2 separate regions of the Homo sapiens genome follow, and region 1 is linked to region 2. Evidence: chromatin loops called from intact Hi-C (ENCODE). Cell type or tissue: heart right ventricle. All regions are shown on one strand.

What was found. Peaks named below come from ENCODE experiments on the same cell type or tissue, not always from the same donor. Only the 100,000 strongest peaks of a DNase experiment are listed, where the experiment ranks them.
Region 1: it touches region 2 in a loop (2.4-fold over the local background); 6 of 110 quality-filtered maps call a loop at or near these places.

Annotation. Positions count from the first base shown.
Region 1 is chr1:232,421,067-232,429,066 of GRCh38, reverse strand. SIPA1L2 (signal induced proliferation associated 1 like 2) reads left to right here. Exons shown (of 23, transcript NM_020808.5): 17 at 503-656; 18 at 3,259-3,478. Among named protein-coding and RNA genes, the nearest start is that of SIPA1L2, 210 kb to the left of the region's middle. In heart right ventricle, no CTCF peak of the experiment used is centred here; no DNase peak of the experiment used is centred here; H3K27ac peaks cover 3,090 bases.
Region 2 is chr1:232,314,437-232,322,436 of GRCh38, reverse strand. No RefSeq gene overlaps it. Among named protein-coding and RNA genes, the nearest start is that of SIPA1L2, 310 kb to the left of the region's middle. In heart right ventricle, no CTCF peak of the experiment used is centred here; a DNase peak (open chromatin) is centred at 3,066; H3K27ac peaks cover 3,004 bases.

The DNA of each region.
Region 1 (8,000 bases), 110 kb before region 2:
TGAAATTGCTGATAATAAAACATGCTTAGCACACGTGTGAATTGATGACTCGTAAACCCCGGGCTCCCTCGGGTGGCTTCCTCTCTGTTGCCTGGGTGCCATCGGGGCTCTGGTTGTCCAGCCGCGAGAGCACACAAGCGTTGCTTCGAAAGACATATGATCATCTCTGATGAATTATTGAAACTGTGTTTTCTGACACAGATTAGGAAAGGGAAAACACAGCCGTATTTTAAAAGTTGGCTGTGTAATTTTTTCATCCTGGGCTTTGGGGATCTGATTTGTGTCTGAATTATTCAGACATCTAACTTTGTAGTTGAGCTCATTTCACAAATGTGAAATGGCATGGGAATTTGGAGCAAACGCAGCAAAAGTGAACTGACTTAAGACCTAAGAAGTGTTTGTATGCGTTTGTGGCTGTTGAAACTGCTTCCTAGGTTTTAATTCTTACCACTACAGGCACTTTACAAATAGGCTTAATTTCCATTCTGATTGTTTTCAACAGGATGTATAGTGAGATGGATGTCATGTCCACAGCAACTCAGCATCAGACAGTGGTGGGAGATGCTGTTGCAGAGACTCAACATGTTCTGTCTAAAGAAGATTTTCTGAAATTGATGCTTCCTGACAGCCCCTTAGTGGAGGAGGGGCGAAGAAAGGTTAGTGACTTAGGGAGCTTTGAAGTTACCAGAAACACTAAAAAAAAAAAAAAAAAAAAAGTCTAAAGAAACTCAGAGGTTTCCAGAGTACTCCCACATGCTTCATCTCTCATGACCCTACCAACAACTCACTGCACATAGTTGACCGTTGCCAATTTTGATTGTATCAGTATGTGAAGGGAGCCTGGGAGAGGTTAAGAAGGCTGTTTTTAAAACCTCAGATAGAGCTGAAAGTCCGGCTGGCCTAGCCTCAAATCCTGGCTCCAGCAATGGGTAGCTGCATGACTTTATGCAAGTGACTTGGCCTCTTGACCTCAATGCTCTCATCTGAAAAAAGGAGATCATAATAACTGAATTGTGAAGTTACAGTGAAGATAAGAAGTGATGTCTGAAGAGCCTAGTACAGCTCCTGGACATAACTAGTGATCGTGAACAGTAGCTGTTAAAATTCACACCACCTGACTTTTGTTCCAGAGCTCTAGCCTCTGCTCCAAGCTGTCTCTCCTTAAATGTAATCCTGTTCCAGAACTGAACTGGAGTTAGACAGCACACTGCTGGGCATTTTAAACAGGGTTGGAACTTGCACACTGCCATTTAGAGATATGCAGAGATCATAGGGAAGGTCATGCTTAAATCTCATAAACCAACCCCAAGTTCAGTGGCATACCTTTGTCATTCACAATGTAGTACTCGATAATGTTAGCTTGCTTATTGGCTTCAGTTTCATTATTATTGCAATCTCTTAAGCCACTTTGCTAAACAATTTAAAGTACTGAAAAGGACTTAAAGGCGATTTAGCCCAATCACCCCATTTAGCAAGTAACTGAGGCCCCAGATGGTAAAATGTGAGCTCTTCATAAATATTTGGTGCCAGAGTCAGCAACTGAGTCCTTGTCTCTCACTTCTAATCCAGCACTCCCTCTTGTTCATATGAAAAGGAAAAAGGAAATCAGGTATTGCCATACTGACCATGATCAGGGTAAACTGCAGGTCTTTGTGCTTCTGTCTTCCCTATAGTAAAACAATTCTGCAATTAACCTAATTGTGTTTTTAGAACAACACTCTAATTAGACACTACTGCAAAGCTGCTTTAATCTGATATGCCTGTAATCAAGTTCTGAAGAACCTGCTGGTGGTGTGTGAGGAGGGAATCCCATAAGAACTCCATCATAATGAGTCTTTTTTAAAAAACTTACATCAAGTCATGTACATGATACTGTATAAGCTTGGGTGCAAAGGCAGACTGTTGTACAAAGAGTGTAAATAGCTTTTCTTTTTGGAGGGTTGAACTTCTTGACATGTGTTTTTTCTTCTAAGACAAATCACCTTCTTTTCATGATGTAAATTTAACTTTGTAACTCACACACATTCCAGTTACCTTTCATCAGTTGGAAAGACTTGACAGAATGGAAGGAACACACACAATAGGAATATTTTTAGACTTACTGCTACATTCATAAATGTAAATAGCCATTTCTTTGTTTGATGATGTGAACATTCTGGCTTTTACTATTGTTTACCTAAAAGGATTGTGGTTCAGTATGCAAAGGAAGTAGTTGAAAATTCAGATTTGATTTAACTTTTCTTGAGTATTTGACCACTCATTTCTTAGTAAGAATTTTCCTTACCCTATCTGTAATTAAACACAACAATAATTTTAATGGTTCATTTAAGTCTGGTTATGATCCATTATTGTAACTCAATTTTCAACAATTATACAGACTTTGGCAAGTGATACTTTTTTTTTTTCCAAGACGGAGTCTTGCTCTGTTGCCCAGGCTGGAGTACAGTGGCACGATCTCGGCTCACTGCAAGCTCCGCCTCCCAGGTTCATGCCATTCTCCTGCCTCAGCCTCCCTAGTGGCTGGGACTACAGGCGTGCATCACCATGCCCAGCTAATTTTTTGTATTTTTAGTGGAGACAGGGTTTTACCATGTTAGCCAGAATGGTCTTGATCTCCTGACCTCGTGATCCACCAGCCTCTGCCTCCCAGAGTGCTGGGATTCCAGGCATGAGCCACTGTGCCCGGCCACAAGTGACACTTTTAAGTGGACAGTAAGACTTTATTGGACTGCTGCTGATTTTTGGAAATGTGTTTATGTGGCCGGCAAAGCTTCAATGTTCACAATTAGTCTTATTATTATTTAGATTAGATTGAACCTCACATGTAGTTGATTGGTAGAGAAATTGCCTAATATTACAATGTAGTCATTTCAAATTAAAATCAAACCAGTATTATGTGGAGCTTTGAATAACTATTGCCTGAAATGGCAACCTTATATAACTCCAGGAACTATCACTGCTATAAGGTTATGGAGGTTTTATTTAACATTTCAGAGTTAATAAAGCTGTGCATGTCTAATTCATGATAATATTTCATAGAATGTCAAAGGAGGAAAACATAAAATCTAATAACTGCACCCAAGCCCTGGTGTATTTGCCTTGATCCCCTGCATGCTGCGTTTGGCATTCTTGAGCTAACAGAGAAAACTCAAAGAAGCTATCACAATAGTATGTGAAACCACTGGACTTAGTCCAACAAGCCCCGTGCATTCGTTTTTTTAATGTCTGTTCCCTCCTCGCACCTTGTTTAAACCCTAGTTTTCGTTCTATGGGAACCTGTCTCCAAGGAGGTCGCTTTACCGCACGCTGTCTGACGAGAGCATCTGCAGCAACAGGAGGGGGTCCTCCTTTGGCAGTTCCCGGAGTTCCGTGCTTGACCAGGCCCTGCCCAACGACATTCTGTTCAGCACCACCCCACCCTACCACAGCACGCTGCCTCCGCGGGCCCACCCCGCACCCAGCATGGGGAGCCTGAGAAGTAAGTGAGGGGCTGGCTGCTCCCTGGCCAGCGCCGAGGGTGGGCTGATCGCACAACTCCTGCCTCATTGAGCTCTGAGGGTGGAGTGATTTAGGAGTTTGTTTTTGTTTTTATTAAATATATATTATTTGGTGTTTTAAATAATTTTCAAATATAGAAGCCCCAGAGTGGACATTTTGAAAAAGTTAGGTAACACTACCTATTTTGAAAGCAATTGAGAAACTCATGTTAGATATTTCTGTCAAGTCCAATAGTGACTTCTGCATCATATCTCAGCTATCATATCTATAAAGGAAAAAAATGTCTTTAGCCTGATTTAAAAAAAAAAAGAAAAGACTGATGTAAGGAGTGGGTTTTCCAGTGGGTGACAGCAAGGAGGGACATCTGGTTTTCTAGCCTTCAGTTTCTTCGTGCAGTTCAGTACCTGGAGATGGGGAGGTGGCACGTGTGCCTCGGGAGACCTGGCTTGTAGACTGGGCTTTACCCGTGGGCGGCTTTGTGTTCCTGTGCAGATGACGTGTGTTCTCTTGTGTCCCCGCTTATTTCAACTTACTAGTCACAGGTCAACCTGACGATTTCTAGATGATTTTCCTTCAAATCCTAAAAATCTTTGATTTTTATGTAGTGTCAAGTCTTCATTAATGTCAGTTTTTAAGGGCACTTTTTTTTATGTTAGCCTTATTTCCTTTATACATAGTTATTTTTGTACAGAAAAAATGGGAATTTAATCAGAAATCTATTCATTGCCAAGTTTTTTTTCATTTCATCACAGAAAATATCTTTAGAACCAATTCGAACTTCATAATACACTTAGAAGTCCCAGGCTAAATGAAATCAAAGTTCTAATAATATTTCCAATGTTTAACATAATTGGAAATGAACCTTATCTCATAAAATTCTTAATCTACTTCTTTAAGTAACATAATAACCTGCCTGTTATAAAGAGTCCATTTACCTAAATTGAAGAAACCTTTAAACGCCTTCTTGACAACCATGTGAAAGGTCAGCCAGACCTAGGCCACTTTCCTAATATTTCTCCAGCTGTTTTCTCTTTTTTGTAAAAGGTAACTTCAATGTCCTCTTAAAAGCTTTTGTAAAACCAATGAACCTCTATTTTCCTGCAAGTGTTATTTCATTTACAGTGTTTGAAGTGTGCTTGTGAACTCTCTGTGGTACGTGTGTTATGTTGGTCTTACATTCTACCCTTCATTTTGTTTCCAGGTGAAAGATGTATGTCCTTTTTTTTTTTTTTTTTTTTTTTTTTTTGTTAGCTTCACTTAAAAAAAAATAGACTTCTTAGAGCAGTTTTAGGTTCACACCAAAAAATACAGGGGTTTTCCATATACCTCCTCAACACATTTTCCCCACTGTCAACAAACCCCTGCCCTCAAAGAGTGGCAGTGGTACATGTGTTATAATCGATGAACCTATGTGGACAGATCCTTATCACCCAAAGGCCCTGGTTTACATTAGGGTTCGTTCCTGGTGGTGTACATTCTGTGTGTTTCTAAAATGTGTAAGATGACATGTATCCGCCATTACAGTATCATTCAGAGTAGTTACACTGCCCTAAAAATCCTCTGTGCTCTGCGTGTTCATCCCTCCCTCCCCTCTAGCTCCTGGCAACCACTAATCTTTTTACTATTTCCATTGTTTTGCCTTTTCTAGAATGTCGTATAGTTGGAATCATGCAGTATGCAGCCTTTTCAGACTGGCCTCTTCTACTTAGTAATAAGCATTCAACTTCCTCCATGTCTTTTCATGGTTTGATAGCTCATTTCTTTTTACAGCTGAATAATATTGCGTCATCTAGATGTACCGTAGTTTGTTTAGTCATATACTGGAGAACTGTATCCTTTTTTAATGTGTTCAAAGGCACAATTAGGAAACAGTCAAGTTATACTGTTCATTCACTGTCCTAGCTGAAAACTGCCTCACTTGTCTTCATTTTTACTTCTCTAGAAAAAGCACTAAGAGTTTTCCTTGCCATTTGCTCTCTTTAAAGAAACCTTCTTATTTGGTGATACATCTCCTCCAATAGCTACACTTAAGAAACTACTCGGAAAAAGTTCTCTAGGCTTGATGGATGAACTAACAAAATATAAATCAGAAAACTGGAGGTAATTTGTATTGAAGTGTATTCCCCTAAAGACTTCTGATTTCCAACCTCCTGTCCATGGAAAGTTTAAGCTTCCAGAATCTAATTGTTTGGAGGCCTCTAGTTCCCTGGCCTTCTGACTACCACAATCGCCTATGTGATTATAGATGCTCCTTGACTTACGATGGGGCCATGTCCAGATAAACCCACCATAAGTTGAAAATATTGTAAGTTGACCACGTATATGGCGACCTAACCTACTGAACATCATAGCATTTCCTAGCCTACCTTAAACGTACTCAGCACACTTGCATTAGCCTCTAATTGGGCAAAATCATCTTGCAACACAATACACTATACAATATCAGTTATTTACCCATGGAATCTCGTGCGTGGCTGACTGGGAGCTGTGACTCACTGCCAGTTCAGCATTGCGACAGAGTGTCATACCGCCTATCACTAGCCAGGGAAAAGTTCAAAATTCAAAATTTGAATTATGATTTCTACCGAGTATGTATCACTTTTGCACCATTAAGATCTACTCAAGACAGGTTTTAATAATCCTCTTCTTTCTATGGTTTCTGGCCATTCTGTAGACCCTCTCTAAGAAGATACCACTCTTTAAGAATAGTTTGACAGTCAAAAACTAGAGCAGCCCAAAAAGCTGAAATGTGAGTGTTAATGCCCAGAAGATGTCTTTGAGCGAGAAATGAGGAATATTTGAAGTTGCCCAGTAGTTTCTCTTAGTTTCTCAGAGAGATATAGCTTCACTTCAAAACTTGGAGCAGAGGTTGGTTCCAGATGGTTTTGAATTGCTGTGTAGATAGAGTTGGGCAGAAAACTCAGAAAGCACAGATACTCTTCTTTTAAACTTTAAAACATAGAGCATTCATAGGGAAAAGAGAATCTTTCACCAGGAGAGACTCAATCAGATTTTGTTTATAATTTGGAGGGAGGGTAGCAGGGCAAAGCACCAGTAACTGCCCATCTCTTCCCAGTGAATATTGGAAGACCTAATCTCTGCACCTTTTCTACATGTAATTATCATAGTCACAGGCTTCTCTTTCAGGTATTTTTAGCTTTTAAAAGTTACAGATTTGAATCTGTCTCAATCTTTCTTCTCTTGAGACTAAGATCTTAATCTTCATACTTAACAAGCTCATTTTGGATGTAATTCATGTCATGATTCATGTATATTTCCTGTGAAGTCACTGCAATGTGCTGTATCTTTATGTCTTCAACTTGGAGGTATGCAAATATCACCTGATCCAGCAGTTGAGAATATTTCTGAAACATTTCTGCCTTGCCTTTAGGACCTTTGTTTTTGTCATTGGTAGATTGCAGAAGAAAATTTATTTAAGGGCCCAGGTGAGAAAAAAAAATGACAGTGGGCTTTTGAACACACAGTTCACAGGCCACATAACCAGTGACACTGAAAAGCAGTCATATTTTCCTTTTATTCCTTGGCAGGTAGACACCTGGGTTCATTCAGCACAATCCCAAGCATTGGCAGGCTCACAGGCTTAAAGATAATTTTTTGGTTTTTTATGGAACGGAGATCAAAACTCTGAAATCTTCCTATCAGAATGGACTGATGAGAATTCTTAGATTTCAAAAATGAAAATAGAGAATATTATGTGTGGTTTCAAATCCTATAGTTCTGACCTACGCACATCACAAAGAATGCCCCTTGAAGTTAAAAAGTGGGAGAGTGGGAGAGTTTAGAATAAATAAAATAAACTGGTATTTTAGTTATAATGTAATACTTGCACATGTTGCTTCAGACCACATGTGTAGCCTCGGTGGTTTTGTGTTGTAGATGATAAGGACTACCAACCACCAGAGGAAGAATCTTTGCCAAGGGTGGCATGGCAAGGTATCCATCCATCTGCAAACAGGGTTTTGACTATTCAGTATTTGACTAGGCAGTGTTATTCAGTGTAATACTTCTTTCTCTTTTTTCAAATGTCCTCAGTCTTCCCTGTAATAAACATCGGTTTCTGAAAAGTGTAATTGTGAAACCTCAGATATCTGACCACCAGGAAATGCTGTTGAGAGGCTCCTTGGCATTTATAATAATAGCAATAAACTCAGACTCAGTAAAGATGGTTACTGTGATTTCAGGTTTTGGGTAAACAGACGGGAAGCCACAAGATCAATGTCGCTTGAGCAGGTGCGCAAGCCAGAGCAGGTGCGCAGGCAGTGGTTCCCTGATACTACCCCCCTTTCAGAATTCATGAGTCTCTCGAAAGGCTGACTTAGGTCCGTATGCAACATGGGCAGTAAGAATTGTGAGCACGGAGAAGTGTCTTCTCCAGAAGTGAGGTAGGATGGCATCTACCCAACTGTGCCCAAAAAATGCTTTCAGACAGTGTCCTCCCCTCTCTCCTGTTTTTTAACTCATCCTGAGAACTCCCAAGAAAT
Region 2 (8,000 bases):
AGTGCTTTCTTTGTGACTCAAGGACTGTCTGCAAGGACAAGTGCAGGTGAAGGGTGGAGTCTCTGGGACAGGTGTGGCTGAGTGGCCATGCAAGATGAGGTATGAGTTCTGCTATTGGCACAATGACCCGGGTTGTGTCGAGCCAGCCACTAGGGCCTCCCACCAACCAGCTGCTCACAGGGTCTTCCATATGAACATCACGTATGTGGTGGTGCTGTGGCACACGAAGGTCCACAGGAGACCATCACTTGGTACTTCACACTGCAGAAATCCTAAAGCTTTCAGAAGAAGCATATAGAACAGAATTCTCAGATCGTCAGACTCGAAGCCATTTAAAATTATATAGTTGAACCTTGAGCAATGCGGGGCTTAGAGGCGCCAACTTCTCACACAGTCAAAAATTTACATATAACTTTTTACTCCCCAAAAACTTAACTACTAATAACCTTCTGTTGACTGGAAGCCTTACTGATAACATAGTCAAGAGTCAATTAACACATATTTTGTATGTTGTATATATTATATACTGTGAAAAAGGAAAATCCGGTTAAGAAAATCATAAAGAAGGAAAATGTATTTCCTATTCCTATTTTGTATGTTGTATATATTATATGATGCAAAAAAGGAAAATGCTATTAAGAAAATCATAAAGAAGAGAAAATGTATTTCCTATTCATTAAGTGGAAGTGGATCATCATAAAGGTCTTTGTCCTCATTGTCTCCATGTTGAGTAGGCTGAGGAGGAGGAGGTGGAAGAGGAGGGGTCTGTCTTGCTGTTTCAAGGGCAGCAGAGGCAGAAGAAAACCCACGTAGAAGTGGACCCGTGCCATTCAAACCTGTGTTATTCATGTGTCAGCTGTACTTCTATTAGGTTTCCTTGACCATTTTGAAAGCATTATAATTCTGTCAAAATAGACTAGCTGCAAATGGTAAACTATTAACAAAAGCCATGCTACTTAGACCACCAACCTCAGAATCTCCTGGCAAGCTTATAAAACAGCAGATTCTCGATTCCAATTTCAGACCTTCTGAATAAGAACTTTTAAGGTCACGGCACAGCAATCTCAATTAGAGTCAAGCTCCCCAGGTGATTCTTATAGACATCAGAGTTTGAGAGCCATTAAAGCAGCATATTTGACTCCATCTCCTGACCCTTCTGAATAATAAAAGAATTTAGTGTATGTTGAATGCAAAGAACTTGTGAATAAAAAAAGCTTTTTACACAGATGAATAACAACAATCATTCTGGAGGAATCCCCAAAAGGAGGATAAAGTGGCCTTGTGAAAATATTGATGATTGTATTGATTCCTTCAAAATCAACCTTTGGCTGAGAAAGACTTCACTAGTCCTTCTCTTTGGATTTTTCCAACAGCTTGATTAAGCCAGCCCCACTCATCTAAAACTGAGGTCTCCACGAGCATGGGGTTTTGGGGTACAGGTGAGGGTTGGGGTTCTGGGGCTGGAGGAGGGGGCACATGCACATGGGTGTGGCAGCCAGCAGGTAGGGTGTGGCCCAGAGAAGGTGGCGACATGAACTTCCAGATCTAGAAGCTAAAGCTACTCCCATCCCAACTGGAAAGTGGAGACAGAAGACCATGGTGGGGAAGGAGGAACTGTCCACCTGGAACACAATTCTGCTCAGACCTTGGCCACAGCCATTGCTTACATACTCTGCTGCCAAGCCCAAGGGGTCGACCAGATTAGGAGTCCGATAGGAACTTGACCTTTTAGGGGCTCAAAGATTATTTCTGTCAGATGGCTTTCTCAGAGGGAAAAGAACCCCAAGAACCACTCCCTGATCTCATGTCTCATTGATTCCACCAGTCAATCACAATGGAATCTGAAGTTTGTCTAAGGACAAAGAGTCAGCACTTTATCCTTATAAAAAGTTATAAAAAGACAGCTATAGACAGCTATGCTGCCAAAGCCCCAGGCACATGAAGGTAATTCAACAACCCATTAAATTTATTATGGTACTGGGAGGTGACAAAATTGCCTTTAGGGCCAAAGTCTGATAAAGAAGAACAGAGCTCTGTTTTAGGTCTGAAATTATACACGGTGTCAGCACATTGACAGGAGCCTGGGAAGTAAGAGGTTGCTTTGAAATTCAGAATGCTGAGTAACTCAACCTATTCAGACCTTTCTACTTTATCATCTCTCTCTCTCTCTCTCTCTCTCTCTCTCTCTCTCTCTCTTTTCCAAGCCAGGTTCTGAATGACTTAAATAGCTGGGTTGGGATTACAAAGGATTTTAGCTGTGGTTTTGTGTGTATTTGTATGCATGCATGTGTATGTATTTATGCGTGCATGTGTGTGTATTTATATGTGTGCATGTGTGTGTGTTTGTGTGTGTGTGTGTGCATGTTTGTGTGCCCCTTAAATCTGGTGCTTTCATTTTTTATGGTCTGTTTTACAAGAGAGAAATTGCCCATTGCTGTGCCAAGAGCGGTCTTTGAAACAGCAGTGAGAAGTCAGAAGAGCTGGGAAAAGGATGTTTGGCTTAATCAGTTTCGGAACCAAGTCCAGTCTGAATACTTATCAATTTCTAAGCCACTGTTTTCCCAGAGTCTGAGCCATGACCCCTCTCTCCCCACATCATTTTGTGGAGCAGGTTGTCAGAGGGAGGGATCAGACAGGGTATGCCCTTTCTGGGAGACTCCTGCTTCCTACCACACTTCACTGTCCTCAGCTGGAAGGAGGCCTTTCTCAACCCTTCTTGGCCTGGAAGCCTCTGTACTGAGAGGTTCAGGAAATCCAGGCAATGATTGATGGTTTGTTCGTGTCAGCAGAGCATAGGAAAAGCTTCTTTTCAGATAGGAGATTAAGCTCTTTTCATTTTGGGATCAAAAGCAAGAAGAAAGAGATGCATTTCATATGCAATCTGAGTTCTTTTAAAGAGTAACACCCTCCTCTCACCTTCCTCTACCCTCACTGTGTTGGAGTGGCACCAGGAGTCTGCGCTTCTGCCAGCTGCAATTTCTCCTTGTACCCGCTGGAAGCCAACCAGGATGGCTGCCGGCCTGGTCCTGCCGAGTCCTGTCCCTTGTTGATGGGCTCCAGGGAGCAATTGGCCCTGGGCCTGGCAGCCCACCTGACCTCCCTGCATTATCCGCTGTCTGTCACTTGTCATCGGGTGAGTCTGGTTGCAATCAATTCACGCAGGCTCCTGTGGGAACACGTCTGGTAACTTATCATGTTGCAGCCTGTCAAAAGTCTGACATGCTTGGGGCAAACGTTTGCTTTGTGCAACTGCTATTTCAAGGGTGTGTGATGTCGCCATCTCAACAGCGTATGTGCCCAGAGACAACAGCACTGAGAGAAAGCATGGTTTCAGGAATCCCAGGATCTGTTATTAGAAGAATGACCATTGTTAGGTAAATAACTCAGGGCACATGGTATGAACATTTGAGAAGGAGGGATCGCCTAGGGTTTCATGTCAGGTCTGGGGTGGGGGAAAGTTTATGCCGCTTTCTTTTCTTTGCGTTAGATTCCTGAATTCATTTCCTCAAAGCTTCTCCCTCCATGAATCTAGAAAGATTTCATGGACAATCTGCCATCAGGCTGAAATGATAACAAAACCTGGATTAGCACACCATTTCCCTAATAGAGTCACATAAACTCTTTTTAAAATTATTATTTCCAAGTCTGTGGCTATATTTTCTAGTCAATTGCCATTATAAATAATTTACCAAGTACAAAGGAGCATTCTGTATTGCCTGATTTATTTTAAATCCATGGCCTAAGGAAACAGAAGAGACCTTTGCTCCCTCTCCATCAGATCAGCTGGCATAAAACAATGTGTGTGCTTGGGATTTAGGTGATATTTTTTCCCTTGCATGCAAACATTGAATACTTTGGCTGAAAGAAAGCAAAACCTTTACAAAGCCCTTGGTGTTTGGATGGTGAGAGACTTGTGGCCCAGGCACCCTGGAGAGCAATGGGCAGCCAGCATCAACTACTAGACATTTGGTAACCAATCTCAGACCAAGAGCACCCAGCCAACCCAATGGCTGACTGCAAAACTGCCCAGTGAACCCATAGACTTGGGAATAATAATAAAAAACTTAAGTTCCTACATTTTGGGGTGGTTTGTTACACAGCAAAAACTAACTGATACATCCTCCAATGACTTAGTTTATATCAATCTAGAGGCCTTTGTCGGTCCTTATTTGCCTCAATGTTTCTGTCTGATTTGAGGTCATCCGTTCTGCTGAAAATCTTTAAAATGGATGCTTGTGGGGTGTTCCAGAGTGGTCTTACTTATAACAAGAGTTATCTTAAGTGACTCCTTGGAGATCTTCATTTACCTAGGCATCTCTATTGATGTGAAAGTAAAGAACCTGTTAATCTCTGTTAATCAGGAAAATGGTGTTAGAATGTGGTTTCTCCATCTACTCTTTGGTTGTCTGGCTAAACCTTGCTACCAGCAATGAGCCAGCTAGGGTAGAAAAAGCCTGGCCAATTGAAGGTTAATAATTGGGAAGTAGGTCCTAGCTACCTACCTATAGCAATCACAGAGTTCATCAGAGAAGCAGAATCAATAGGATGTATGTGTGCATATTTCTATATTATTTTGATTTTTAAATACACATAAACACACACACACTCATAGAAAGAGAGAAAGAGAGAATGATTGACAGAGATTGTGGAGGCCGGCAAGTCCAAAATCTTCAGGGTAGATCTGAAGGCCGGAGACCTAGGGAAGAGTTGATGTTGCAGTTCCAGTCCAAAGGCTGGCAAAATTCCTGGGGGGAAGTGAGTCTTTTTTCCATTAAGACCTTCAACTGATTGGATTAGGTCCATCCACATTATGGAGGGTAACTGCTTTACTCAAAGTCTACTGATTTAGTGTTAATCACATCTAAAAAATACCTTCACAGTAACACATAGATAATGATTGACCAGATACCACCAGATAATGATTGACCAGGTACCAACTAGGGCTAGCCAAGTTGACACATAAAATTAACCATCACACTACTGTTGTTGCTGATTAGATGACTAGACTTTCTTATTCTTAAGAAAGTCACTATTGTTTCTAACCCAGTAGTCATTGTCCAGGACTCAGTAGCTAGATATAGCAGACTGTGAAATGGTTCTGATCTGGGCAGATGTGCTTTGTGACTAATGAATCATGCAAAACATTTATCATATTTGCTTCCCTCTTTATTTCTCACTGATTGATCCTGGATGGGTGAGAAGTTTTCTCTATCAGAAAAGTCATCTAAATCAATAAAAATTTACAGAAACCACAAGCATTGTCATGATAGTGTCAGGGATTGCAAAGATGTCTTGAGGGTCCAGTTTCTTTTTAAATTATAGTCAGAATTACAGTGATGCCACCAAGAAAGAATAAATGTGTCAGAGATAGAAAATGTGATTTCACAATCCTTTGTTTACAGGTTTTAAAAGTCTTTGTCAGTTATGCAAAAAGCCTCTAAAAGTAGGACTAAAAACATGGGACACAAAGACTGGAACAAAACAAATGAATGTGGTTAATAACAGATATGTGGGCTCTCAAGGATATTAACATACATAAAAATTCATCATGAGAAATAATTACATTCCCTATTGTGGCCCACCCTCTAATTCTCCTGGGCCCTGAAAAATAATGGGAAGGTTAACACATTTCTCACATTTCTAAGCATGTTATTATTTCTTGCTTACACAAAAATTGCATAAAAGCAATTATTTGGAATCTGGGAGTAGATGACATATACTAGACTCAGATAAAAGCTTAACCAAAATAGAAAAGCAATCTGGCATTGCTGACAATATTGTCACAAAAATATTACATCTTATGAAGGGAATTTCTCAGAATTCAATAACAACATGTTTAACAGCTAAATGGAGTCATTTGCATACTGTGGCAAAGTAAAAATACAATAATCTCATTTTTTGCTGTCTAATAGGATTTCCTAGGGCTAGATGGCTGGGAAGCATAGTCCGATCCTTGCAGTCTGCCCTTTGCTTTTTGTTCACCCTCTGGGCTTTATCTTCTCCACCAATTCTTTTTCACCCTTTCTGCTCTACCTTTATTCTCATTATTCTTCTTCTTCTTTTTTTGTTTTAGAGACAGAGTCTTGCTCTGTCATCCAGGCTGGACTGGAGTGCAGTGGCGCAATTATAGCTCACTGCAACCTCCCCTCCCAGGTTCAACAATTCTCCTGCCTCAGCCTCCCGAGTAGCTAGGACTACAGGCACACACCACCATGCCTGGCTAATTTTTTGTATTTTAGTAGAGACAGGGTTTCACTGTGTTGCCCAGGCTGGTCTGGAACTCCTGAGCTCAGGCAATCCACCCACCTTGGCCTCCCAAACTGCTAGGATCACAGGCGTGAGCCACCAGGCCCGGCCTTCATTATTCTTTTTTATCCTGCACTCTTTTCCTTTACTCCTTTCCATTATTTTCTTATTCACTAAAAGAGATTCCAACTGACTGCCATTAACCTATTCCTAAGTATTAGCAGAGGAAATGAATGATCATTTCTCATTGTTTTCCTTGTTAGACCTTCTTTTTTTTTTTTTTTTTTCTGAGTCGGAGTCTCACTCTGTTGTCCAGGCTGTAGTGCAGTGGTGCAATCTCAGCTCACTGCAACCTCCAACTCCTGGATTCAAGTGATTCTCCTGCCTCAGCCTCCTGAGTAGCTGGGACTACAGGCACGTGCCATAATGCTCGGCTAATTTTTGTAGTTTTAGTAGAGATGGTCTTTCACTGTGTTAGCCAGGATGGTCTCGATCTCCTGATCTCATGATCCTCCCGCCTCGGCCTCCCAAAGTGCTGGGATTGTTACACCTTCTTTTACCTGCAAGTCTGCCATTATTATTGTTGTCATTTCCCTGGTTACCTCTTTCTAGGCCAGGTCAAGACAAACGGTGGACTGGGCCATTTCCTAGGAGGTACAGAAACATCCCACCAAATTCCAGAAAAAAAGAGGATAGTACAATTACTGAAGTTTTGTGTGTGTTCGTGTGTGTGTGTGTGTGTGCACATATGAATTTTGGTTATTATTTCCTCTTATTTTGCCTGCATTATTTGGATAAAGGCTTTAAATCATCAGGACCAGAATGGCATGGTGGTTGAGAAACAGGGATCTGACATTAGCTTATCTGGGTTCAACTTCATGCTCTCCCATGTTTTAGTTTGAGCCCATAAAAACTTACTTGATTTTTCTGCTCTTCAGTTTCCTTATCTATGGAGTCAGAATAATTATAGAACAGAATTTACAGTACTGCTGGGAAGATTCAATAAGATAGTGAACTGAAAACATTAACACATTGCCTTGTACATAGTGGACATGGCAAAGGTGACTCTCACTCCACAAATCCAGGTGTATGCGAAATAGCACATTTCTTTATTTGTGAATAAATTAGCCTCTCAGTAGTTTGTAATTCCATCTCACATACTCTATTTGGGACATAAAGTCCCTCAGGGTCTTTTTAAGGTTCTGAGCCCACATGATGAGCCAATGCGCTGATGGTGGCCCCTGGTCATTACCATCTGCTCAGCCAAGTAACTGCTGGTGGAGCCATTGTCCTTCCCACCCTCTGCTCTCAAGTTCAGGTTCCTTTTTGAATATAGAATCTTGGGAGAAGCCAGGAACCACTGTCCTTATGATCCCATTTTTGCCAATTCTTTCTTTGAGGTGTCACCCCCTGGAAGGCAGAAGGTGGGCATATCATTGTTCTGTCATCCACATGCCTCACTCCTCTCTAGTCTTGGGAAATCTCTCTCTCTTTTTTATTAAAATCAGGATCAAGCACCTCTCTGCCTCCTGCTTCTTCCAAGTCCTGGTTCTCTTCTATTGCTCTGCCAATCTTGTTTTCTCCTCTGAGCTTAGCCTATTGAAAACAAGATGAAGACATCTTGCAAGCATAGTGAGCCCTCCAGCCTGCCACAGACCACCCATGAAGCAATAAAGCATTGAGCTTTCTTCCTGTTTAAGTGGCTGGGGAGGGCAGAAAGACCCCAGTAGTAGTGAGAGGTGAAGCCGGATGGG